Regions from separate parts of the Homo sapiens genome. Here regions 1, 3 and 4 are each linked to region 2. A link is a contact called in ENCODE Hi-C or POLR2A ChIA-PET data. All regions are on one chromosome and are shown on one strand. The core of a region is the stretch at or near the end of the contact, and the rest is flanking DNA. Distances in the headings are between cores, read along the strand shown.

What was found. A loop is a pair of places that touch in the nucleus more often than their neighbours do. ChIA-PET counts read pairs that join two places held with the same protein, here RNA polymerase II (POLR2A). Pooled maps may share reads with other maps.
Region 1: a map with no recorded cell type shows a loop between it and region 2 (22-fold over the local background). The contact joins the enhancer-like site here to the promoter of RNF213 in region 2. A Hi-C loop is called at or near these places in 5 of 37 single-sample maps with no recorded cell type and 5 of 50 pooled maps.
Region 3: a loop to region 2 is called in a pooled map, with 4 times the contacts of the local background. The contact joins the enhancer-like site here to the promoter of RNF213 in region 2. A Hi-C loop is called at or near these places in 2 of 37 single-sample maps with no recorded cell type and 6 of 50 pooled maps.
Region 4: a loop to region 2 is called in a pooled map, with 7 times the contacts of the local background. The contact joins the enhancer-like site here to the promoter of RNF213 in region 2. A Hi-C loop is called at or near these places in 2 of 37 single-sample maps with no recorded cell type and 7 of 50 pooled maps. POLR2A ChIA-PET finds 5 or more read pairs at or near these places in 1 of 52 experiments (OCI-LY7).

The regions. Positions count from the first base shown.
Region 1 is chr17:80,875,556-80,878,817 of GRCh38, forward strand. All of the region lies in intron 13 of RPTOR (regulatory associated protein of MTOR complex 1), which reads left to right. Among named protein-coding and RNA genes, the nearest start is that of CHMP6, 110 kb to the right of the region's middle. RefSeq lists enhancers at 1,770-1,819, 3,037-3,262. Within about 2 kb of position 1,921, at least 4 of the 41 ENCODE cell types and tissues checked have a DNase peak (open chromatin) inside an H3K27ac peak, as active enhancers do.
Region 2 is chr17:80,258,848-80,262,198 of GRCh38, forward strand. RNF213 (ring finger protein 213) reads left to right here and starts at 2,005. Exons shown (of 68, transcript NM_001256071.3): 1 at 2,005-2,055. RefSeq lists silencers at 1,384-1,733, 2,013-2,362, 2,743-2,882.
Region 3 is chr17:80,790,544-80,793,677 of GRCh38, forward strand. It overlaps RPTOR (regulatory associated protein of MTOR complex 1), which reads left to right. Exons shown (of 34, transcript NM_020761.3): 7 at 907-966. Among named protein-coding and RNA genes, the nearest start is that of CHMP6, 200 kb to the right of the region's middle. Within about 2 kb of position 1,573, at least 22 of the 41 ENCODE cell types and tissues checked have a DNase peak (open chromatin) inside an H3K27ac peak, as active enhancers do.
Region 4 is chr17:80,831,690-80,834,761 of GRCh38, forward strand. All of the region lies in intron 9 of RPTOR (regulatory associated protein of MTOR complex 1), which reads left to right. Among named protein-coding and RNA genes, the nearest start is that of CHMP6, 160 kb to the right of the region's middle. RefSeq lists enhancers at 157-929, 1,396-1,705, 2,475-3,072 and a silencer at 1,534-1,750. Within about 2 kb of position 1,587, at least 41 of the 41 ENCODE cell types and tissues checked have a DNase peak (open chromatin) inside an H3K27ac peak, as active enhancers do; they include OCI-LY7, where a contact is called at or near this core.

The DNA.
Region 1 (3,262 bases), core at 671-3,170, 620 kb after region 2:
GATCTGGGAGAAAACAAGCACAGCAAGATGGAGCCTGTTGAGAGGGCGGCTTTGGCAGATTCACGCTGCCGGCACCGTGCTGTTCATCTGAGCCCCGAGTCTCTGCCGGGTCTTCCACCAAGCCCCTCCGCCCAGGATGTGTGTGTCGCCTGCCGGGTCTTCCACCGAGCCCGTGCCACGCAGGGTGTGTGTGTCGCCTGCCGGGTCTTCACACCGAGCCTGTGCCACGCAGGGTGTGTGTGTCGCCTGCCGGGTCTTCCCACCGAGCCCGTGCCGCCCAGGATGTGTGTGTCACCTGCTGGGTCTTCACACCGAGCCCGTGCCACGCAGGGTGTGTGTGTCACCTGCCAGGTCTTCCACCGAGCCCGTGCCGCCCAGGATGTGTGTGTCACCTGCTGGGTCTTCACACCGAGCCCATGCCACGCAGGGTGTGTGTGTCACCTGCCAGGTCTTCCACCGAGCCCGTGCCGCCCAGGATGTGTGTGTCACCTGCTGGGTCTTCACACCGAGCCCGTGCCACGCAGGGTGTGTGTGTCACCTGCCGGGTCTTCCACCGAGCCCGTGCTGCCCAGGATGTGTGTGTCACCTGCCGGGTCTTCCACCGAGCCCGTGCCACGCAGGGTGTGTGTGTCGCCTGCCGTGTCTTCCCACCGAACCCGTGCCACGCAGGGTGTGTGTGTCGCCTGCCGGGTCTTCCACCGAGCCCGTGCCACGCAGGGTGTGTGTGTCGCCTGCCGGGTCTTCACACCGAGCCCGTGCCACGCAGGGTGTGTGTGTCGCCTGCCGGGTCTTCCACCGAGCCCGTGCCACGCAGGGTGTGTGTGTCGCCTGCCGTGTCTTCCCACCGAGCCCGTGCCACGCAGGGTGTGTGTGTCGCCTGCCGTGTCTTCCCACCGAGCCCGTGCCACGCAGGGTGTGTGTGTCGCCTGCCGTGTCTTCCCACCGAGCCCGTGCCACGCAGGGTGTGTGTGTCGCCTGCCGTGTCTTCCCACCGAGCCTGTGCCACGCAGGGTGTGTGTGTCGCCTGCCGGGTCTTCCACCAAGCCCCTCCGCCCAGGATGTGTGTGTCGCCTGCTGGGTCTTCACACCGAGCCCGTGCCACGCAGGGTGTGTGTGTCGCCTGCCGGGTCTTCCACCAAGCCCCTCCACCCAGGATGTGTGTGTCGCCTGCCGGGTCTTCCACCGAGCCCGTGCCACGCAGGGTGTGTGTGTCGCCTGCCGGGTCTTCCACCGAGCCCGTGCCACACAGGGTGTGTGTGTCGCCTGCCGGGTCTTCCACCGAGCCCGTGCCACACAGGGTGTGTGTGTCGCCTGCTGGGTTTTCCACCGAGCCTGTGCCATGCAGGGTGTGTGTGTCGCCTGCCGGGTCTTCCCACCGAGCCCGTGCCACTCAGGGTGTGTGTGTCGCCTGCCGGGTCTTCCACCGAGCCCGTGCCATGCAGGGTGTGTGTGTCGCCTGCTGGGTCTTCCCACCGAGCCCGTGCCGCCCAGGATGTGTGTGTGTCGCCTGCTGGGTCTTCCCACTGAGCCCGTGCCACGCAGGGAGTGTGTGTTGCCTGCTGGCTGCCGTTCTGCGCGTGTGTGGTTTCAAGTCTTGTTTCCTCTTCTGTTTAACGAGGCCCTTGGTCTAAGTGTGCTTGTAATTTGGGCGAGTGAGCAGCAGCCGAGAGAGTCCACCCCAGTCCCCCTAGCCAGCGAAGTGGGAGCTCCCAGGTTCCTGCCTGCGGGGAGGGTGGGGGCGGTTTGAGTTAGTGAAAATGTGTGTATTAAACAGATATGTAAATGACCCCTGCCGAGCGCTGAAAATGAAGGTATGAAAAGGCATCATCATCCGTGGTTCCCACCTGGCATAATGACCGTATCAGAACAGACATCTGGTAGTATACACCACATAGTTGCCAGACTCCGATACCAAGGGCACATCTAAGTTCTCCCACCCTGATTTGCATGCCTCAAATTCAGAATTAGTGAGATTTGAGTCAGTGATGCTTCATTACACTCTCGTGAGACATGTTTGAGGAGCTTCACCGTGAATGTGTGGGCTTCGATTTGACTTGTGGAACCTGTGGTTAAAACAAAGGAAGGTGCCTTCATTCTCAGAACCCAGTGCTTTTTCTGTTGCCCTGGCCCTCTGGGCTGAGTCTTTACGTGGACGGCGGTCGATGCATCTCAGTTTATTTGTCAAAACCTTCAGCTAAAGCCAGTTGTTGCTTGAAAACTGCCTGCTTAATTGGCCTCCTCAGCTCGGGGGAGCAGCTTGCAATCTGAGGCCGGCGCCTGGCTCCCTGACCACCCGCTCCCCATCGTGCTCAGCTCTCATTCCAGCAGCCCAGCCCATAACCCGCCTCATCAGTGTATTGATGTGAGGCAGAAACACCTCATTGTAAGAGCACCCCTGAGAAATGGCGGGGTTAGGGGCTTCTGGGCTGCATAACCAGCAGATTCCCTCTGCAAAACTGCTCCTGCCTCAGTGGGAAAGGGCCAGCTGTGCAGGGCTGCACTGGAGAGCCGTTCTCTTCTTGATCCTCAGGCATCCAGTTCTTAAAATTCCGGCCCTCTGTCCTTGCATGGCCTTCGTCCTCTGGAAAGGAGCATGCTGGGAGCTGGCAGAACGCACGCCTCACTCTGTCGATGCAGTGTCTGTCACTGCTCAGTTTCTAGGTATTGATCCTAGAAACCCATGCTCTGTGGGTCCCTCTCCAAGAAACACAGCATCCATGATTTGTACATCGCACTGCAGTTTCAGACTGCTTTCACATGCGTGGTTTCATCTCTGACTCCACGACCTGAGCACAGATTTTTTTTTTTTGAGACGTAGTCTTGCTCTGTCGCCCAGGCTGGAATGCAGTGGTGCGATCTCAGCTCACTACAGCCTCCGCCTCCCAGGTTCCAGCGATTCTCCTGCCTCAGCCTCCCGAGTAGCTGGGACTACAGGCACGCACCACCACACCCTGCTAATTTTTGTATTTTTTAGTAGAGACAGGATTTCACCATATTGGCCAGGCTGGTCTCGAACTCCTGACCTTGTGACCCGCCTGTCTCAGCCTCCCAAAGTGCTGGGATTATAGGCATGAGCCACCACGCCCAGCTGAGCACAGATTTTTAAAACTTTACCTGGGTCCCTGACTAGTAAGAGGGAGAACCTGGACTTGAAACTTAGTTTTGTTTCAAATCTTGCCCCTTTTCCTCGGGTTTTGGGCAAATACTTCCCGAAGTATTATCGTTACCCCTGAATATCCAAGGCAGGATCATTTTATTCCCT
Region 2 (3,351 bases), core at 755-3,254:
CACTATTACGTGGGCAAGAGGCAAAGCTCCAAGGGCTTAGTGTACCTGCTGCAGCAGCTGGTAGGGGCAGACTGTGATCACAGAGACAGCACTGTCCCGCAGAAAAATCATGCAAGCCACCAACGTGAGCCATGCAAGTCATTTAAACATTTCGACTAGTCATACTGAAAAAGTCAAAAGAAACAGTTGAAATTAACTGTTTAGAGACAAAGTCTCACTCTGTCGCCAGGGCTGGAGTGCAGTGGTGCAGTCAAGATTGGTGGGAGGAAAAAGCAGGTTTTAATTGGAGACCCAGCAAAGCGAGAAGATGCCCAACTAGCGTTCTAAAGTGTCACCTTGGCTGGGCGCAGTGGCTCATGCCTGTAATTCCAGCACTTTGGGAGGCCAAGGCAGGTGGATCACCTGAGGTCAGGAGTTTGAGACCACCCTGGCCAACATGGAGAAACCCCGTCTCTACTAAAAATACAAAAATTAGCCAGGCTTGGTGGCGGGCGCTTGTAATCCCAGCTACTCGGGAGGCTGAGGCATGAGAATCACTTGAACTGGGAGGTGGAGTTTGCAGTGAGCCAAGATCACGCCACTGCACTCCAGCCTGGGGTATAGAGTGAGACTGTCTCCAAAAAACAAACAAACAATAAATAAAGTGCCACCCTAAAATTAAAAATTTATCCTCAGGTTTTGTGTGTTTGTTAGTTTTTGAGGCAAGATCTCACTTTGTCATCCAGGCTGGAGTGCAGTGGTATGATCACGACTCACTGCAGCCTGGAGCTCCCTGGGCTCAAACGATCCTCTTGCCTCAGCCTCTTCAGGTGCACCACCACGCCCAGCTAATTTTTTTAAATGATTTTTTTTGTAGAGATGGGGTCTCTCTATGTTGCCCAGGCTGCCATCGAGTTCTTCTAGGGAAACTTGCCGTGGGCACCGTGGGGAGTGGGGTAAGGGCAGGGTCTGTGTCTTGTTCCCATGGCTGTCGTGGGCAGTTGTCGGTTAGGAGGGGTGGCTGTCGAGGATGTTGGACTAATTGTTGGCGACCCCCCGCCCCAAGCAGGAGCATTCAGCTGGGGTTCCGCGCCGGGAATTGTTTCAGGATGAGGGTCCCCTCTGGAATGCGCAGAGGGGCGCAGTGTCCAGAGAGGGACGGGATGAAGGGGTGAGAGGAGAAGGAAGAAAAAGAAAGTGGGTGATTTTAAAACGGAGGTCCCTGGTCACACCATGAGCCTCACAGATGGGAAAACTGAGGCACGGGGGATGGTGCGGACCGCCGTGGCCCCTCCATCATCAGTGACAGAGCGCTCCGCGCGGGGCCGCGGAGGTCCCTTAATCTGCAAAGGCCCCCACGCGGCGCGCTGACGACGTCCACTGCACCCGCCGGGCGCCCTCTGGGCCGCTCCCAGGCTGGCCGCCGGCTCTGCGCGGCCGCAGACACTGTCCGAGGTGCTGGGCGCCGGGGCGGGGGGCGCGCCTGTCCCGCCCCACTCGGCTGCTCGGGCCTGCCCGGGGTCTGGGCTTCCGGGAGACCCGCATGCGCCCCACGCCTGGCGGGAACCGAGGCCCCTCCCGCGTCTGTACCCGGCGCGCAGCGGCCCGAGGCGCCTCCCGGGGGCTGGGGGCCCGGAGTCACTGGGAGGCGCCACCGGCGGGGAATTCCGCACACGCCTGCGCGGGGCCGGCGGCGGCGGCGGGCAGGGCGGGGCCGGCGGCGGCGGCGGCGGGCAGGGCGGGGCCGGCGGCGGCGGCGGCGGGCAGGGCGGGGCCGGCGGCGGCGGCGGCGGGCAGGGCGGGGCCGGCGGCGGCGGCGGCGGGCAGGGCGGGGCCGGCGGCGGCGGCGGCGGGCAGGGCGGGGCCGGCGGCGGCGGCGGCGGGCAGGGCGGGGCCGGCGGCGGCGGCGGCGGGCAGGGCGGGGCCGGCGGCGGCGGCGGCGGGCAGGGCGGGGCCGGCGGCGGCGGCGGCGGGCAGGGCGGGGCCGGCGGCGGCGGCGGCGGGCAGGGCGGGGCCCAGGGCCCCGTGACCCGAGGGGCGACAGCGCGCGGCAGGCGGCGAGCTCGGGGGCCGCAGGTGCGAGCGGGCCTGGAGAGTCTCCCGGGGCGGGGAGCGGGCTAGGATACAGTGGGCCCCGCGGGCCGGCGGGCCGGGTCCCGGGGAGCGGCGCCTGCGTCCGGATGCCCCTCCCGGCCGCCTCTTCCTGCCGGCTCCAAGTTTCGGTTTCGCCGCCGGGGTGCCCGGTCCAGCCCCGCCCGCGGCGCCCACTGACCCTGTTCCCCGGCTGCGGGAGGGGTCGGGGTGGGGGCAGCGGGCACGCCTGGGACCCCGGCGACATCCCCGGAGCGCAGAGCGCGGAGGAGGCTTTGCGCCCCGGCAGTGCTGCCCCCGGGAAGTGGCCGGGGCACGGGGGGTGTAGTGGAAGGGGACAGCCGGACCCGGGCCTGCAGGTCCGCCCGGGAATCCTGCGCCTGTACGAATGGCAACAACGGAAAAGTGAAGTTGCAAAAACAGACTCCTAACTTTTACGAGGGAGGCATCGCCCCGTCTGAACCGCACCGCGCAGCGTCCTTCCGACTTGGCGAAGTCGCCCGAGCGCGGGGCTCAAGGCCAGGGTGGGCACCCCTCCCGGATGGCTGCCTGCAAGCCGGCGGGCCGGGCCCTGGGGGAGTCCAGGGCGGGAGGGGAAGGAGCTGTGCAAACATGGTGGTGGCCCTTCCCTGCCCCCACCTTGTTGACTTTGGTTGTGGTTGGGGGATGGGCTTTGATTTGGGTGGCAGTGTCTGTGCTTGGGAAAAAATGTCAGAGAAAAGACAGGAAGCGGATTGAATGCAACAGTGTTGGGTGCCTGGGGCTCTCTCTTGTGTCTTCCGGCCCCTAGAGCAGATGGAACAATAAGATGCTTTAGGGGGCCGGGCGCAGTGGCTAATGCCTGTAATCCCAAAACTTTGGGAGGCCAAGGCGGGTGGGTCACCTGAGGTCGGGAGTTCGAGACCAGCCTGGCCAACATGAAACCCCGTTTCTACTAAAAACACAAAAAATTAGCCGGGTGTGGTGGCGCATGCCTGTAACTCCACCTACTTGGGAGACTGAGGCGGGAGAATCGCTAGAGCCCGGGAGGCGGAGGTTGCAGTGAGCTGAGATTGCCCACTGTACTCCAGCCTGGGTGAAACTGTCAAACAAACAAAAAATGCTTTTTGGAGGATTTTTCGAGTTTTCTGGTCTGTGGTTCCCCAGTGTAGCATTGGAGAAGGAAACACTTCGGGTGGAAAGAAAGAGGCCTGGGCGGTGGGGAGTCATTGAAGGTGTTTGAGGGAGGGAGTGTCCACTGGTGGTTGTTTCAGGTAGAGTGTGGAGGGGAGGAGGTACGGT
Region 3 (3,134 bases), core at 323-2,822, 530 kb after region 2:
CACCATCCCCCATAGAGGAGTCACTGCCACGTCTCCCCCGAACGTGCCTGACCCTTGCACTGCACCCTCCCCTGGGCCACTGTCCTTCTCCATCACTCACTTCCAGCCAACACTTCTGCCATCACTCACTTCCAGCCAACAGTCCGCGAGTGTGTTTTGGAGATGTGCATACTTGCTCTGCACCTGCCATTATGTTTTTAAGGGGTGTTATTTGTTCTTAATTTTAAAAGTAGGTGAATTAAACATTTTGCATTTCTCCTACTAAAAATACTGCATTGCCTTTTTACTCTGCTGCCTCGATTCTGCCCACTGTATGCCAGTAGCCCGGATGGGAGGAGAGATGCTTTCCTACCTCCTGTTGGCGCCACGTTAGAGAAAGCCTGTCCGGCTCCACACGCGCTCCTAAGGATGGACCTGCGTCAGACATGAACCCAGCTCTGACCTGTAGGATTTTATGATTATGAACATGATATAATTGAATTTGCATTTCTTTTGTGTGTCTTGAGGCTACTCATTTATTCTACTCCAGCAGTCTCCCCAGCTCACTTCCTTAAGAAGGAAAGAAGTGGCAGGTCCAGTCCACTCCAGCATCTCGTTTGGAGACTGAGCTTTATTAAGCATCTCGGCGCTCCTCTCCAGGGACCGGGCTTCATGTGGCTGCAAACGGCTTCTCTCCTTTCTCCTGACAACTCACTGTGGCAGCTCTGTAGTCTCACGCCTTGACAGAATGGCAATGAGATTTTCTTTACAAATCTAAAAGCTGCCGAATTAAGGAAATCTGAGTGTACTTGTTCACCGTGGTAGTCCCTGTCCCCACCTTTAACTCTTCCCTTTTTCTGCAGGCCTGTTGAATTTCCTGGGTGACTGTTCCATTCATGCCGTTCACATTCTTTTCTTTCTCTGCAGGTTTTGCATGCAGAAATGTGTCAGTCTGGTGCCTGGCGTCACACTGGATTTGATAGAAAAGTAAGTAGGATTTTTAAGCTCTTGTGGCTCTCTGGATCTGATGAGTTTCTTTTCCTTTTTGAAGGCTCTTGCTTCTCAGAAGTACTTTCTATCAACATGGCATGTTCCCTTTCATGTGGCTGTGTTCTTTTGTTCTCTGATTAAGGCTGTGTTTGTGATTGTCACACTGGGGCTTAGTGCAGGAGATAACCAAACATGGGCCATATGAAAAGAAAAATAATAAAAAGCTGAATTCCTTTGAACATTTAAAAAGTCTCCAGACTTTAAGCCAAAGCAAGAACATACCACTTCGCATACAAATCATTTCTGCTGCCACTGAAATGATAGCTAGATCATAGCTAGCTCTTACCTTATTTTCTGAAACTGTCCCTTTAATATTCTGTAACTTTCCATCCCCTCCCCCCCTGTCGCCATCCAGTTTCCATTTTACTATCTCAGGGCAAACTGATTTCAGAACCTGAGCGATGAAGTGACGGGATTTAGTCAGGCCTATGAAGAGTCAATGGCACTTGCCTCCCATAATCCTTCCAGTCCCATTGGCCAACCCGTCTGTCCCTCGCGTGATCTTTTTGGATCTGAAGTGGTGTTTCAGGACCCGGAGCGTGGCCTGCACTGCCTTGTTCTGTTTGTTTGTGCACCGGATTCATCGTGACTCATCCTGAGTCATCCAGGCAGTATGGAAGAACTTTGGAGTTATTTTAAACCCTTTGGCTCAGAACCCCATTTCTTCTAGAATTAACATGCAAGATAATTGTTTTCTACATCTTAATATACAAAGTTATATCTTAATATTAGGGCCTGAATTTACTAAATTAGGCAGGAAAAGCAACCCCACTTCCAAGTTTCTCTTGTAAAAACGTGCTTGCCTTGTGTATCAGGGGAAAAATGCAAGAATATTATGTGTAAACGTTCATGAGGGCACGGTGAGCTCCGTCGTGGTTCACTCCCACCGTGGAAGGTGGCTGTGTGGCCAACAGGAAGGCCGGGGAAGCGACACTGGTCCTGATGTGGAGTGGTCTACCAGATGTGCTAAGTGAGCAGTCCTCAGCATGGGTACCTAACAGAGCTCAGTGCCCAGAGGCTTTCCAAACAGTGCAAGCTGTGACTTAGAAGACTGTTTCCAAAGGCTAAACAGATAGTGGAGGCTCTCAGAAGCATCACGTGGAAAATAACTTTAAAAAAAAAATGGGACTAGATGATCTGTGCTCCCCTCCCCTTCTGGTTGGTTTGGTTCCCTGACGAGACTGCAGTTTTGCGAAGCTGTTCTTGAGATCTGTTTACTGGTATTGCTGTGCGCTTTCTTTGGGGCTTTTATTTCCCCCTCTGTTTTCTGAGTTTTAGAGCTCTCTATTACCTGTAACGTATATATTGCCCCCGCCACCCCTGCGCCCTCCCCACACACACACCGGATGCGTATCCCAAATCTAAAAATCCAAAATCAGGAATGCATCAAACTGTAAAAAAATTTTTAATGAATTAAAAAAAAATAGGGCATCTTGCTGTATTGGCCAGGCTGGTCTTGAACGCCTGGCCTCAAGCGATCCTCCCACCTCCGCTTCTCAAAGCGCCGGGATTACAGGCGTGAGTGATTCTGGCCGTGCCAGGCCAAAATCGGAAACTTTTTGAGCACTGATGTGCTACTCAGAAACAATGCTCTTTGGAGCATTTTGGACTTCATGTTTTCGGATTAGTGATAAATCCAAAAAACTTAACTGGTAAGTATAATGCAGATATTCCAAAATCTGAACAAATTCGAAATCCGAAACGCTTCCGGTTCCAAGCATTTCAGATAAAGGGACACTTAACCTGTGTATATATATTATATATCTAATTTCTTAAATAAACCATATCCATTAATATTTCAGCAGTTATATTTTATCCTTGCTGGGTTGGCTTATTCAGGCAGCTCTTGGGTGAAAACTGTCTTGGTGTTTTCTGTTTGTCGTGCCTCCCTGTGGCTATTTCCATGGTTTCCTCTGGAGGTGGGAGGGCCGCAGTATCCTTTCTCCTCCGCCTGGTAGCAGGAGCCCAAGCCTTACCCACGCCTCCATCTCCGTGTGGGACAGTGTCTCGTCTCCATCCTGGATGGCTGCTGTGTGCTGTCCCATCCCCCCTGGTCACCTGTGTCTGTGGCTACTCCGGACAGAGCCCCCCGGTCACCTGTGTCT
Region 4 (3,072 bases), core at 337-2,836, 570 kb after region 2:
TATGTATCCCTGTGTGTCACTGTGTATCCCTGTGTGTCACTGTGTCACTGTGTATCCCTGTGTATCACTATGTATCCCTGTGTGTCACTGTGTATCCCTGTGTGTCACCGTGTATCCCTGTGTGTCACCATGTATCCCTGTGTGTCACTGTGTATCCCTGTGTGTGCCTGTATGTCACCGTGTATCCCTGTGTATCACTGTGCACACAGTAAAATTTAACAAGAAGCCAGTCCATTCCACCATGTTACCATGTTGCAGATTTAGGGAGGCGTAACCACACAGACTTGGTACTGGTCTTGATTGTGGAGGGCCTTTATGCTGAGCCAGAGATGAGGAAGATGTTGGTGCCTGGCTATAAGGGCTTGAGCCAGGTGGATACGGAGGGCATGCAGCCAACACCGCTCTTGAGACACCGGCTGGGTTAGTGTGGAAAAACTCCATTGAATGGTTTGCCTTTCTCCCTGGAGGTAGTTAGGTGTACTAGTTGAAACACCCATTCATTGGGAACCCGTGATCCAGGGGCTTTACAAATGGGCATGTGTGAGCATAGGCAGCATAGGCTGCCGTGGCCCCAGGTGTCAGGGTGCAGGCGGCTCCTGTCTTGGAGGCTTCCATCCCCCGTGGAAGCTCGTGCTGGCCACTGGAGCAACATTCCCGCAGGTGGGAAGGCCGCGAGGAGTGGACGAGGCAGCTCAGGCCTGGGGGACAGACTTGGAGCTCACATGCCCATCGCCCCCCTGTCCTGTGGCAGTGTCTGGTCCAGCCTCATCCAGGGAGGGAGGGAATGTGGCCTCCACCTTGAGTGGCATGTCCCAGCTCCAATGCTGTTCCTTAACAAGGGCAGGGAGGGAGGCACAAAGGAGTGAGGAGTGGTTTCAGACGCTCAGACGGAGAACATTCGGCTCAGAAACAGAATCGTGCTCTCCTCTGTTACTAGATTTTGCCAACTGCAACTGAGGACTGAGCTGCTGTGGAGGTGGGCTCCTCACCATGGGAGCATCACCGGGGGCTCTGCAGGGCTGTCTGCCACGAAAACAATGCCCAGAGCTCTCTCCTCCCCTCATCAATAGACCAAAGTGTGTACATCCCCAGGGAGCACACAGGAAAGATAGCAGAAAAGAGCATTTGGAATAAATAATGTACAATCTAGCTATTATACTCCTTGGGTGGTGATGGAGAGGTTGAATTTTTAGCAAGAGGAAAGAGGGAACAAAGCCTAACAAACATTGAGGTTAAAACATGAAGTCATCTGCATTTACACTTTGCTTCAGGCCGCGGCAGTAATGAATACTCAGAGCCGGCTTTCTGTTTAATGTTTGATGCAAAGTCACCGGGGAGTCATTCTCCTTCACTTTCAATTTCAGGGGTCCTGAAACCCTGCGTTTCTCTGCGGTAATAACCCGTGCTTTCCGTTCCCGGGGCGGGCGCGCTCTGACTGATCAGCGCAGATGGAGGCTGTGCGGACTTGGACTTGGACGGTTTTCCTCCAGCCCACCTCCTGGGCACCCGCCATCTCAGGGCTGTTTCCTGAAAACCCAGCTCTTGCCTGGATGACATGTTTTCCAGGCGAGTGACTCATCAGAACAGCCAACAGCTTAGAAAGTCCCTCTGCCCCCAGCTGCTGGGGGGGAGGAGCCCACGATGCAGATGAGCTGGTCACAGCTAATCACAGCCTCCTCCCCTCAGATCTGCACTCCAGCACTCCAGCCCTGCTTCTCCAGGCAGCTTGATCGCAGGCTGTGGGAAGTGCTAATCCAGACACCTTCCCGGTCCCCTCCCACCTTCTGCTGTCGTGTGCTGCCAAACCTCACAGGGCTGGCTGCTGCCGCCGAAGCCCACCACCATGGCCTCTCGTGTGTACGTAGGACCCACTTTCCCACTTGTCTTTAGCTGGGAATCCCAAATTAGAGCTGCAAGTGTGTGTTGATTTTACCGTAGAAAATGCAGCCAGTTTTAATCAACAGATAAATGTTCATTAGAGAATACCGTTGTTCTGCTGTTTAAAAGGTTGCCGTGCAGGCCGGGTGCAATGGCTCACGCCTGTAATCCCAGCACTTTGGGAGGCCACGGCAGGCAGATCACCTGAGGTCAGGAGTTCGAGACCCGCCTGACCAACATGGTGAAACCCCGTCTCTACTAAAAATACAAAAATTAGCCAGGCGTGTGGCACATTCCTGTAATCCCAGCTACTCAGGAGACCGAGGCAGGAGAATCACTTGAACCCGGGAGGCGGAGGTTGCAGTGAGCCAAGATCGCACCACTGCGCTCCAGCATAGGTGACAGAGTGAGACTCCGTCTCAAAAAACAAAACAAAACAAAAGGTTGCCATGCGATTTTAGAATTTAATGGGTAATCTGGCCCTGTAATTTGGTTAAATAAATAAATAAATAAACCACCCACGGCCCCGAGAGGGCCTCTGGCTTGCTCAGCAGGCGGTGCCAGGGTGCAAGCTCCTCCCAGTACCTCCGTCTTCCCTGCCTTGCTCTGAGTGGGGCTGTCCTTCGGGCCCAGGCCGAGCTGTGGCTTGAGGTTCAGGGCCGCTTCACTGTGTGCTGATAATCGGGTTCCAGCGCTTGTCTTTCAGCGGTTTGTAGGCGTTCTTTTACATCCTTTCTTCTCATTAGTACTTGAACAAAGTTATTTTCCTCCTCTCATGTAGACAGCTCTGCCTCGAGTCCACAGCCCTGGGTAGCCGGACGGCCCCGAGCAGCCTCCGTGCATCGTCTGGGCGCCGAGCCACAGCCCTTCCTCCTGGGCTTTGTGTCATCCCCGCAGCCTCCTGAGCCTCTGTGCATCAGTGAAACCAGAACCATCTGGGGCTGCTTTTCTGGTCTGAAATGTGGAGCTGGGTCAGTCCCCGCCTCCCACCCCGGGGCTGGATCCAAGTGGGCCCCCAGCCTTTTAGGAGCACATGTCCCACTGCAGCAACATGGGTCACGTGTCCGAGAGAGATTGTCACCCGTGGCTCTGACACAGCTTTGCTGGGCGGCATCCTGTCCGGTGTGCTGAGCGATGTCTCCAGTGCAGTTCAGGCCTTCAACACCAAGCGAGGGCCTTGGAGAACGTGCGAAT